Linked DNA regions of Homo sapiens: all the other regions are linked to region 1. A link is a contact called in ENCODE Hi-C or POLR2A ChIA-PET data. All regions are on one chromosome and are shown on one strand. The core of a region is the stretch at or near the end of the contact, and the rest is flanking DNA. Distances in the headings are between cores, read along the strand shown. Region 1 overlaps LOC105374945 (a long non-coding RNA gene). Region 2 overlaps LOC101928354 (a long non-coding RNA gene). Region 3 has its middle 110 kb from the start of JARID2-DT.

Region 1 (3,882 bases), core at 95-2,594:
GGAAGCAATTCTAATCTTCTCTTCTTGGAAATGAGAAATTGGTACCACAGTCAAACAGATATTGTTACAAAAAGATCATTTTTCCCTTTTATTCTCCTATGGGCACATTTGTCTTTCTAAAAAGTCATTTGTTTTCCCTAAGTGCCATTTCTTCTCCATTTCTAAGTAGTCATTTGTTTTCCCAGAAGTGCCCCTCTGCCCCTCCCCTTCCCCTAATAGGGTAGCATATAAGCCCTGAATTCTAACCACCTCCTTGAGACTCCTTGAGTCTTTGTGAATTCCAGTGTGTACATATACAATTATAATCTGTTTTTTTTCTCGTCCTCATCTATCTTTTGCCAGTTTAGTTTGCACATCCCCAATCACCGCACCTAAGAGGGTAGAGGAAAAGTTTTTCCTCCCAGACAGTCCCTCTTGTGCCAAGTGCCTCCTGAGGATTGTGGCAGGTTGCCTGTAGGGTTAGGGTGGGGGTCCCATGGGTGTATCTGTGGACACAGTGGCTACATGGGGGCTCCCTGAATTCTTTCAGAGTAGGATGTGCTGATCTTGCCAGGCAACCAGTGCTCAACAGAAGCAGAGAGAGAGGGACTGTTGGCCACAGTGGCAGCCCCCACAGCTCAACCTCCTGGTACATTCCTTCCCTCCTCACATATTCAAGTCCTGGTACCACATAGCACTCACAATGCCACGGCGGGGGAAGGAAGCCTCAATAATGACTGAGACTGAATTTCCTACCAGCTAGGCAGGTGGGGATCAGAAGCAGAATAAATTTAATTCAGAAATATAAAAAATCCTATTCTTGCCTCTTTGCGTCAAGAGAAACATTCATTCCTTTTTCATTTTTCTTTTTGTTCATTGTTTAAGAAGTCACAAGAACTACAAACCTAAAAAAAAAAAAGTCTACTGGAGAAAAGCCTAACATTGAGAAAATTCTAGAAAATTCTATCCATTAACTTAATCCCATCCCCTAACCCTGGGGTTATGAAAATGTCACCATTTAAGAAAATTTTTAGCAGCTGAACACCTCAGTTAGTTCAGTGCTGTAGGAATGCAGTTAGAAAAACCATATTATCTCATGGGGTAAGGCTGCGCACAGGATGCTGACATTTAAAACCCAGTGTCCAGCATGACACAATGATGTTATTTATAGACCGAGAAGGATCTAGGACAAATGTGATGCATAGAAAGAAATAAAAAGAAGGAAGGAGCAAGCCATAGAAACCCGAGGTTGAATCGAGGAGGAAAACCCCCAGCAAAAAATCTGAGACACATCAAGCTTTTGTAGGGTTCATGTTTAGCAGGAAGTTGAAATGACTCACCGTATCCTGTTGTACTCGCCCTGTGATTCCATTTATCCCCTCCAAGGCTTTTAAAGCTCTGATTTGTGTAGGAAAATCACACAGCATGTCAAAGAATGACTACGCTCTGGTTTTACACATCCGTATTTTTAAACAGCACAAAATGGTTGTACTTCTCAATATCGAAATCTGACTGGGGCCTCTCCTGCTTGACCTTGCCCTGGAGGCTGCTGTCCTTCCATGGGTGGGTGCCCAGGCTGAGCTTGCACGGGCTCCTTCATGTCCCCCTTGGTCAACCTAGGTGAAGAGGGGAAGAATCCAGCTCCCACCATGCACCTTATTGACAGAAGCCTTCCTCAGATGAATATTCATGAGCAGCCTAAGTTTCTTTGGCTTTTCTGTTTACTAGTTTTATTAGCTCTTGAGAGGGGAGAGAGAGAGAGAGAGAGAGAGAGACTGGGGGAGACAGAGAAAGAAGCTGGGTGCGGTGGCTCATGCCTATAATCTCAGCACTTTGGGAGGCTGAGGCAGGAGGACTGCTTGAGCCCAGGAGTTCAAGACCAGCTGAGCAACATAGCAAGATCCCATCTCCATAAAAAAAGAAAAATAAAAATTGAAGAGAGAGAGAGAGAGAGAGAACTTTCCATAATTAATAGAGATAAGGTCAGCAAGATAACTCTTTTTTGCTCTTTTCCTAATTGCCCCTTCCTGGGGTGATTCCTTTCCTAAATGGGCCTCCTCTTAATCCTCAAGCTATTATGATATAAAAATTAAAGTGTGATATCCTGGCTCGCCCATTTCCTATTAATGGAATGACCTGTGGTAATCAATAGAGGAAATGCAGGAATGTTAACAGATGTGTGGTTCTGTTTGAGAGTCTCCAATTAAGTGATATGTCTTCAAGGTGGAAAGATGAGATCATTTTGAAATTAGTTTCTTTTTGGCTTTTTAAGTCTTTGGTTATTATCAATTGCATTAAAAAAACCAATTGGAAAGGAAAATCGATCGGTGCTGAATTCCTCCCCCACCTGAAGTCTTCATGCTTCCTCAGGTGATAGGATGCTAGAGAGGAAAATTTGGAATTAGCTTTTAAAAGGAAGAGAAATGACGGTGTAACCATCTGCCAAATACATGGAAACAACAACAACAAAAACCTCATCATTCACCTGGCCTGGCAAATAGGTTTGTGCATTTTTTTTCTTTTCTGTCCACCCTGTTGTTTGTCAGAGGTTGACCAAGAACTTGTCCAAGGGCCATTCCTGTGGTGTCATTGGTTAGAGACTTTTTAACAATTTCAAGTTCTGGTGAAATACTGTGAGTAAATAAAGAGAGAATTTTGCCTGAGTTTAAGGGGCTTTCCTGGGAGGTAATGTATTTTGTGGCCTAACACTTCATTACTTAGCCTGCAGATCTGGTTTCTTTTGAAAACAAACCCTAAGTCTGGAACTTTCCATGCTGAGAGTCCACGTCAGTTTCAAGAAGGCCTGGTAAGATGTAGCTGAGTAAAAACGAGACTCAATATGAATGATTACTGCTGTTCTTTCTCACTGGGAAGCCTGGGGACGTCAAGGATAAAATGACCTTTTGTACAGTGGTGATATTTCTCCATGTCTCAGCCTTTTTATCAGCATAACTATGGCCAAACCCAGTGCTTTTGTGGAAAACATTGGTAGCACCGTCATCTCAGAAGTCTTTATGTAACTTCCCATAGTCATGTCAGAGGAGATGGGGATACAAATCATCAAACGCTTCTCTTTGGATTGTGCAAGTCAGCAAATCAGCTCTGGCGATTTCCAAAGAGCTAAGACTACCATCCCTGGGTATGGTCCCTGAGTCTTCTTTCCCCATCCTCTACAGCCCCCACTCAAAGAAAGTGCCTCAAACAGATGGAATGACGCAGAGGTAGAATTGCAAACTTCAGAAATGCATGCTTAAGAGGGCAGGTGAGCCGGGTGTGGAGGCTTACATCTGTCTTCCCAGCACTTTGGGAGGCAGAGGAGAGTGGATTGCTTAAGCCCAGAAGTTCCAGACCAGCCTGGGCAACATGGCAAAACTCCATCTTAATGAAACATGCAAAAATTAGCTGGGTGTGGTGGTGCACGCCTATAGACCCAGCTACTCAGGGAGGATCACCTGTACCTTGGAGGTCAAGGCTGCAGTGAGCCATGATGGCACCACTGCACTCCAGCCTGGGCAGCTGAGCGAGACCCAATTTCAAGAAAAAAAAAAAAGGCATGTGATTATTTTCTTCCAACATCCATCTGTCCCCCAAGTGTTGTAGGTCCTTCTGCACAAAAGTTCCATACCCTCCCTTCTCCTTTGGTTTTCTAATTTAAGTGTGATGAGTAGCAGCCAGCCAAGTGAAAGAAAGGCCTAGGGATTTCAAAGGAAAGATACAAGGCTGGCGGCAAAAAGGAAGGGCTTTCTCCTCACTGGGCCCTCTTCAGTGGCTTGAACTGTGAGACTCCTGGAGGTATCAGCGCTTGGTTCAACCCTAAAAGAAGTTGCATCAGACATGGCAACTTTGGCCTGCTTTGCTTGTATTCTCTGTGGCGAATGGAGTATTAATAAGTGGCTCTCTGGG
Region 2 (4,225 bases), core at 966-3,465, 240 kb after region 1:
CACACACACAAACGGATATGGACTCTCTGGGGAGGCTGGGCAAAGCCTGGCAAATTCGCTCATTGTTAAGAATTTGGGAACCAACAAGAGACTTGGAGTTCCACAGGTCTTAGTAAAAGCTGAAATGGCAGGGAAATTGTAGAAAGTGGAGCTGATTGTCAATTCCCGAAGGCCAGGAAAACATCTCTTCTTTAACAGGCAGCTCTGTGCCATGTGCTTGCAGGCTCTAAATAAACGTTTGTTGGCTGGCTGACTGGCAGTGGGTTAGACACTTGCCCCTGTGATCCTCCAGCTTGTTTAATTGCCAGTTATTTGGCTTCTTTCTTTCCAGTTGTCTTACTAGTTTGCCAGTTTCTGTGTCAGTTGCTGGTTCTAAGGACGCATGCACTTATCTGGCTGGGCCATTTTAGGTTTTGCTACCTATTTACACATTGGCCAAATCTTTCTTAGTTGATACGGTCCTTTATTACTTTTGAAGATTTTCCGGTTTGTTTCATTCTGTGTTTTTGCTTGCACTTTTAGGAAGTAGATTTAAAAGACTTCATTCACCCTTTTCTAGGTATACACTGTGCTAGAAGATACCAAAATGATTAAGAAAGATCTCCCTCTTACCACTAGAAAAGAGGATTAAACATAAGCACATTCACAAATAACTGTAAGGCAGGATTAAGACAGGCCAGCGCTGAAAGAGACATATAAATAAGGGTGATGGGGCTTCCAAGGAAAGCACATCACAGCTGCCAGATCAGTCAACAAGGGCTTCCTTGGGCATCTGCAATGGGTCAGGAAAGATGGTCAGGGTTTTGTCATGTAAAGGGGGCATTCTTATCAAAGGGAATGGGAAACATCCGAGGCTGTGTGTTCTGGGAAGGAGTGAAGAGTACACTTTGGGGTAAAGCATAGATTTGGGCAGGAGAAGTGGGAGGGACCAGGGATTGAGGACTTTGTCAGCAAGGGTGAGATGTCTGCAGTAATTTTTGCAGACATGCAAACCAGTTGGGAGATGTTTATTTGGGTAAGTGTGGGTGGGACTAGGGTGAGTCACGTGAGGGGCCTAGGGCACAAAACTTAAGGAGACTTGCTCTCAGGTGCCACCTCTGCCTTTGCAGGATCCTGAGTCAGGTCTTCTTACTGCGCTCCCAGCTTGGTCTGGGAGTGGGCTGACCAGTGAGCAGCAGTTTTGCATATTCGCAAGATTGCTGCGAAAGCTCTGCATAGGAGGGATTGGAGACGGTGGGCGCTGTGTGAGACCGTGCAAATAGAGTTAATAGAGACAGAAAAGATGTGCAACCTGGATGGTGTGAATGGTGTGCTCCTGTAAAACAGTCAACACAGGCCAGGGACAATTCCACATGCTTTTCACATGTTAATTAATTTCCTGATGAAAGATAAAGCTTCTAGCCAGGAGTCCAGACAGCTGAGTTCTAGTCTAGCTCTGCTCTAAAGAGTCCTGGGAGCCCCTGTGGCCTCAGCTTTTTGACCTGTGAAATGACCGAGTAACAGACCATTTCATAGGTCCCTGAGAGCTCTAGAATCTCACGTCACTCATGACGTATGTTAATATCAGCTGGCCTCGAAAGAGAACCCGAGCCTTGGGGACCCCAATCTTGGATCTACAAGATCTCTCAGACCAGAAGCCCTGGGGGGTAAATCCCTCCATCCAGAATCTTGTCTTTCATCGATTCAGTGTGAACTACTTCTCAAATTTCTACATTTCTGGTCCCCCTTAAACACTGACATTCCAGTCAGTCTGATGTTAAATTCTGCTTTCCCCTTTCCACCTTGTGTTACCTACCACCACAGCCTGGCCCACATTTTTCTACCCCTCCCTCCTTCTGTCATTAACAAAACTCCCCAGACCCTTGCAAAGCCCCTACAGCAGAATTATCCCAAGAGAGAAACAGTGGATTTAATAAGCTTCCCCTTAGATGGCCCCAAATCCCTTCCAGTTGATTAGGGGAAAAAACAACTACACACAGGACAGTTTCCTGATGCGGGAGGTGAGAGAGAGAAAGAATAAAGAAAGTTCCTGAAGTCCTGGGCCTCAGGGACCAAATTAAGAAAGCAGCACCACTTATTCAAAATCAGATGAATGTCAGTGGGATGTTTGTCAAACAAACTTGTCATTATTTGTCACAATTTGAGGAAGTATCAGTCAATAGTCACACTCGAGCGCATAACAGAGTTATTTATAGCTGCCAGTCTAGAGTTTTAACTCATGCAGGGCCAAGGTTCGATGTTATAAACAGCTTTGTTTATAATGACTGCGTGGCTATAAATAGTTTGGTTCCCCGGGTGTCACAGAGCAGCCCCGGGATGGGCTGCCAAAACCAGCGCCAGGAAGCAGGCTGCAGCAGGGAGGTGAATCCTGGTGGTGGTTTTTTTTCTTCTCCGAGTACCCTTTCTGTGAGTCCTTGGCCAGAGTATTTCATGTTGTTCCTCAGTGTCCCTTTTGGAACGGGGAGTCGGGCTCCCTGGTGTTCCTGGGAGATGGTGGAAGTTACTCACTTAATGAATTAACATCTGCCCCAAGATCTGCTGTTGAAAGGGAGCCAGTATGGGGAGCACCGCCTCTTTTGTGCCTATTCACGGACAATGAGCTAATTACAGTCTCTCTCCTGCTGGAGGGTGGAGGGAGATATCCTGTTATTCCAGTGAACAGGCAAAGCTCTAAAGGTTTATTTACAGCTTCAGATTTAATTTGAACGACAGCAGCATCTCTTCTAAAAATACGAGGTTGTCAGAAATTTAGAAATTTACTAGTTTCTTGTGTCAGCAGAACCTTATCTAAGGAGTGGGAAGTTGGGGGATTTGTGGGGAGCAGAAAAGAGGAAGGGGAATATGTATACATAAATTTTACATGTAAAATACATAGGTATGTCAGCTTAAAAACTGATCATTTTACCAATTGGCACAGGGGCAGTATTCTCAACATCTTCCTGACAACCTCCAACCCCACCCTCCAAAAATGCAAATCTATTTGTCATATGGAAATTTCTTGATCGACTCTTTCCATGTCACGCTCAAAATCCTTACAGTCAATTTTAATACTATTAAGCTAAATCTTCTTTTGCTTTCTTTTTTTTTTTTTTTTAAGAAAAGGTGTGGCCATGAAAAAAAATTTATTGGATCTTAATTTGCAAGATTAGTTCTGGTTCATTTTATTGCAGTAATTTAATACTCATAATGATTTTCTGATGCATATGTTTTAGCAGCAAGATCTACTTCCTATTCATTTTTCATTTCAATGCAACTGACGTATATTAGGCAGCATGGTACAGATCTAAGGGAGCAGCACCCCGTGAGAAACTGACATCATTCTGCCATCTTGGCATCCTCCCAGACATGTGTTGAGCCCCAAGAAGCCTGCACCCAGGTATATCCAGGGATTCAGGACCGAAGGTGATAAGCAAGAAATCCTTCTTTAAAAAGGAGTTACCTGTTTTTCATGGATAGGATTATTAACATCATTACCATTATCATCATTACTGCAATTCTGGCTAAGGGAGCTGTGAGTTGCATCCTATTTGAATGTCTCCCACTGGATGGGAAGGAAGCAATGAGGGCCTCCTAAGTAAACCAACAATCACACTGCAGGGAAGGTGAATCATGGACTCCAATACCCAATGCCACAGGACTCTGACCCAGGTACTAGGGAGGGCATCCTGGAGGAGGTGGCCTCCGCATTGAATCCTACAGGAGGTTCCTTAGGGTGGTAATTGTGCCTTTTTGTTTCTGTACAGACACCTGCTGGCATAGTAGGCACATGGTACATCTTTGTAGAGAGAGTTAATGAAGGTGTATTCTTTTTAGGAAGTTGACAGTCCCTCTGGAACTCTATGTCATACATTAGCAATACATAAAAATAAACATGAATTTAAATGGTTAAAAATGAAAAATAAGAGAGAGGAGAGAGATATTTGTGGAGTGTGTGTGCTGGAGTAGAATGAGGACCCCCCATCTGATTGGTGCTCTGGAATTCCTAAACAAAACAATCAACTCCCTATTGGGAGTCGGCCCTTGCATGGCAAGAGTGTGCAAGGCCAAGGTGTAGGAAATGAAATGGAGCAATGAGCATGTTGAAGTGAATTGATCCGAGTGGAGTGACAGGCATCGTCAGCATTTCCTCTCTGTTTATTTTTACATGAGGCTTTACCCATACGTGAGGCCAAGACCTCATCCGTTGTGGGTTCCAATTCTGTGTTCATGAAGGAGGTGGCATTAA
Region 3 (3,704 bases), core at 972-3,471, 260 kb before region 1:
ACGTGGTGGGAGGACTGACGCGGCAGGAGTGGGGAGAGAGGCCATGGGCCTATTTGCCCATATCTGGCAACCATCTGCAGCGTTGGTCTGAACCTAACTCATGGTAAGATTGGAACAGTGAGTCCCCAGCAAGTGGAGGTAGGTTCCTCACCTTATTTCATAAGGCAGAATTTATGGTGGAAAAGAAGGTAACAGGAAAGGGAGCGGCAGTGAAAAGAATGGAGCTGAAATAGACTTTTGCAATTGACTAGAACAGTTCCCTCTTTGGGAGGTGAGGCACTAAAGCCTGGGTTGAAAGGTAGGTTATTTAATATCTCAGGGTCTCAGCTTCTCTCACCTGTAAATTAGAAGGGTTGCATTAGAAGGTTGTGATATTTCTTCTTAAATTATGATTATAGAATGCCACTTATTTATTTCTTTATCTTAGCTGACAAGTAAAACTTGTATATCGTTATAGCATTTAACATGATGCTGCTTTCGTTGTTGTTTTGTTTTTGTTTTTTTTATTGATAGGACTGTTTAAAACACAGGATCCATGGGAAGAGGGTCAAATTTAAAGAGGCCCTTAGGGATTCATTATATGGAATAACCAGAATTTGTTGTGTGGGGCAGTTGAAGGCATTAGAGACAAAATCCTGGTTTCCTAATTTGAGAAATTAAAAAATATATATAGCTTGCAGACCACTACCTTTGTCACCTCCCAGGAATCAGGAAGCCCAGGTGAGGATCCATCGCATTAGGAGAGTGTTACGTCATGCTCTGAGATGTGAATACCTCGTAGAATGGATAATTTAGGCTATTTAACATATGCAGATTGTCATGTGTCTAATGCAGCATCAGGATCTGGAGTCACACCCAGCGCTCTCCACTGTCTACCCCGCACTCCACCATGCCCAGATTTTATCACTCCTAGAACTGCTTTGTAAATTAGCATTCATCCATGATAGAGGCCTAGATGACAGACAAGACGTCCGATGATGCTATGAAGAAGTAACATGGGCTGAGCATGGTGGCTCACGCCTGTAATCTCAGCACTTTGGGAGGCCGAGGCAGGAGGATCACTTGAGCCCAGGAAATTCAGACCAGCCTGGGCAATATAGGGAGACCCCGTCTTTATAAAAAACTAAAAAAAAAGAGAAAAAAATTAGCTGGGCATGGTGGCATGTGGGAGGCTGAGGTGGGAGCATTGCTTGAGCCCTAGAGGTCAAGGCTGCAGTGAGTGGAGATCGCACCACTGCACTCCAGCCTGGGCAACAGAGTGAGACCCTGTCTGAAACCCCCCACCAAACCAAAAAGCACACAAGCAACAGGATGCTATGAAGAAACAAAAGGTTAATAATTAAAAAAAAAAAAAAAAAAACATGCACAGCACTTTGCTTTCCCATTTATCTGGCTAGTGAATGGGGGTCAGGTTTGGGAGGAACGTTATGGAGGGAGTAAGCTCACGTTTGGAGCCAAAACCAAGAGCTTAGGCCTAAGCTCTTATTTTTCGCAAGCAACACTGTGGGATGCCCATGAAAATATGATTATGGAATCCTCTCCATAAAAACAAAGTAGCAAGACCTTCAGGTGCTTCTCACTCTTATTCATGAATAGCCCCTTTTTCTTTCTGTTGACATGGAGTCAAGCAAGTGATTTCAGGGACATCTCAATGAATCACTGACCGGGTAGAGACTTGTTTCAGGAGCAGGCTTCCTAGGGGCAGGATGTGTGCAGGGCGGGCAGGAAATGAATGGGCAACGAGAACGGCATCTGGTCAATGGCACAACCATCTTTTTCTTCTGTTACTTCTCTTTAGAGCATTTGCTCATTCAGCAAGAAAGTAGAGAACAGCTGCCGCATCTTCAGGGCTTCCTGGTTATGCTGCAAAGTGACTAGGGTCATTCAAAATGGGTCCCTGCCCTTAAGAAACTTATGCTCTATACAGAATCCCAGACATGTTTCAAGGACTTGAGAAATAATTACAAGGTAACTCACAATGTCTCTTCCTTTGAGGAAAAGATCAAAAGGGCTGTAGTACAATGAATCATCATGTTGGTGCCTGTTTGGATTGCCTAAGTGTTCCAGGGAGGCATTTGGACTGGAGGTGAACAGGAGCCAGGACTAGATTTGAGAGGCTCTTGACTTTCCCACTCCCTGCCCTGGATCTGATTCCTCCCCAGGAGCCTGGGAATTACAGTGTTGGTTCTCTGACTCACTAGGATGTCATAAAGATGGTGAGACATTGTCTGTCCTGCTCCTTCCGCCCTTTGACAGAAAGGCACCTCTAGAGATGAATACAGGGTGTTAATGCTGATTATAGCAGTTTCGATTTGCATTTCCATACACTAGACGACCTAATCCACTCTGTCTAAACATGGAAATCCCATAACTCTGCCCAACTCATCACTCCATTAATCCACTTAACCCCTGGCCAATACATAATCTAAATATTTAATCATGTCTATTTGTTATCTGTGTTTATTCCATGTTCATTCATGGTCTGAGTCTCCTCTCTGTTTATCCATCTCAGTAGAATCTAGTCTAAACCAGGAGAATCCCAAGGAGAGGAGGAAGAGTGTCTTATCCATTTTATTCTTTTCTGGCACATAGTACTGAACTTGGCACGTAGTAGGTGTTTGATGTTAACTGGCAACAATCTCTCAGAATAATTTTTTTTTTTTTTGCATCTTCAGAGAAATATTTTATTATCACTATCGGAGAATCTTACTGTTTCCAATGCCCACCACAATGCCTGGCACATACTGTTTAATGAGAAGTTGGATAATTAATCTTGGGTCATACAATGGGAGCAGGAGAATGCGAAAAAGCAGAACTGGTCTAGAAGGGAGAAGACTTAGAATCTGTTTTTGGTTCTGCAATAGGCTAGTATATGAGGTTGGTCAAGTCTTTTGAAGGCTCTGGGCCCTGGCTTTCTTGTTAGTCGTGTGGATGGATAGGATTAGAACCCCAATCTGCTTTGGCTCCAATATTTTGCCTAGATCTGAGGGCTATGGTATAGAAAAAGGCACAAGGAGGCGGGGGTTCATCAAATGTCAGAATGAGCGCTTCTTCCCACCATTACCACTGCCACTTAAGGACCAGGAAAATGGGCTGGAAACCAGGGCATCTGTTTCCCTCTACGCCTCCTCTTCACCCTCACTGGCTGTCCCTCACAGCCTGGGGTGGGGGGACTGCAGACATCTGCTCATTCCATCTGCATCAGCTAATGTTTATGCAGTGCCCCTGGATGCACGGGCCTGGAGTCACCTGGGGGAGGGCGTGCATGTGTGCAGAGGGCGGGAGGTGGGTCCTGATCACGCCAAAGCCTCCATATGGACTGTATTTTTCCCCATGCAAAACGCAAGTATGTGGGAGGTAGAAGGAGAGTGAAGGAGATCATAATTTATTGCTCAGTCATGTTTATTTTCACTCTTGGCTGGTTTAGGGCATTTTTCTTAATGTATTAGGGTCACAATTTTATCGACTTCAAGGATGCCTGAAAGCTCCGTGTCTGTGTGTGTGTGTGTGTGTGTGTGTGTGTGAGAGAGAGAGTGAGACAGAGAGAAAGACACAGAAAGAAAGAGAGAGAGACAGAGACAGAGAGACTGTGTTAAGATGACTTGGGTTTCTCTTTTTTTGAAAATTTTTCCACTAAACACTGAATTTGAACCTAAAGCATTAGCCATCCCTTCAAAAATATGATTTCCTTCTCACAGACTACT

Evidence for each region. A loop is a pair of places that touch in the nucleus more often than their neighbours do. ChIA-PET counts read pairs that join two places held with the same protein, here RNA polymerase II (POLR2A). Pooled maps may share reads with other maps.
Region 2: a loop to region 1 is called in a map of psoas muscle, with 3 times the contacts of the local background. The contact joins two enhancer-like sites. A Hi-C loop is called at or near these places in 1 of 168 maps with a recorded cell type or tissue (psoas muscle), 6 of 37 single-sample maps with no recorded cell type and 14 of 50 pooled maps. POLR2A ChIA-PET finds 5 or more read pairs at or near these places in 3 of 52 experiments (MCF 10A, WTC11 and activated T-cell).
Region 3: a pooled map shows a loop between it and region 1 (3-fold over the local background). The contact joins two enhancer-like sites. A Hi-C loop is called at or near these places in 1 of 168 maps with a recorded cell type or tissue (GM12878) and 4 of 50 pooled maps. POLR2A ChIA-PET finds 5 or more read pairs at or near these places in 2 of 52 experiments (Panc1 and SK-N-SH).

Annotation. Positions count from the first base shown.
Region 1 is chr6:14,874,738-14,878,619 of GRCh38, reverse strand. It overlaps LOC105374945 (a long non-coding RNA gene), which reads left to right. Exons shown (of 5, transcript XR_007059473.1): 3 at 2,350-3,882. Among named protein-coding and RNA genes, the nearest start is that of JARID2-DT, 370 kb to the left of the region's middle. RefSeq lists enhancers at 1,445-1,634, 1,415-1,915, 2,698-2,757, 2,778-2,847. Within about 2 kb of position 1,344, at least 13 of the 41 ENCODE cell types and tissues checked have a DNase peak (open chromatin) inside an H3K27ac peak, as active enhancers do.
Region 2 is chr6:14,637,346-14,641,570 of GRCh38, reverse strand. The region is part of intron 2 of LOC101928354 (a long non-coding RNA gene); the gene reads left to right. Among named protein-coding and RNA genes, the nearest start is that of LINC01108, 350 kb to the right of the region's middle. RefSeq lists a silencer at 1,079-1,373 and an enhancer at 882-1,865. Within about 2 kb of position 2,215, at least 12 of the 41 ENCODE cell types and tissues checked have a DNase peak (open chromatin) inside an H3K27ac peak, as active enhancers do.
Region 3 is chr6:15,131,493-15,135,196 of GRCh38, reverse strand. No RefSeq gene overlaps it. Among named protein-coding and RNA genes, the nearest start is that of JARID2-DT, 110 kb to the left of the region's middle. RefSeq lists an enhancer at 1,575-2,774. Within about 2 kb of position 2,221, at least 5 of the 41 ENCODE cell types and tissues checked have a DNase peak (open chromatin) inside an H3K27ac peak, as active enhancers do.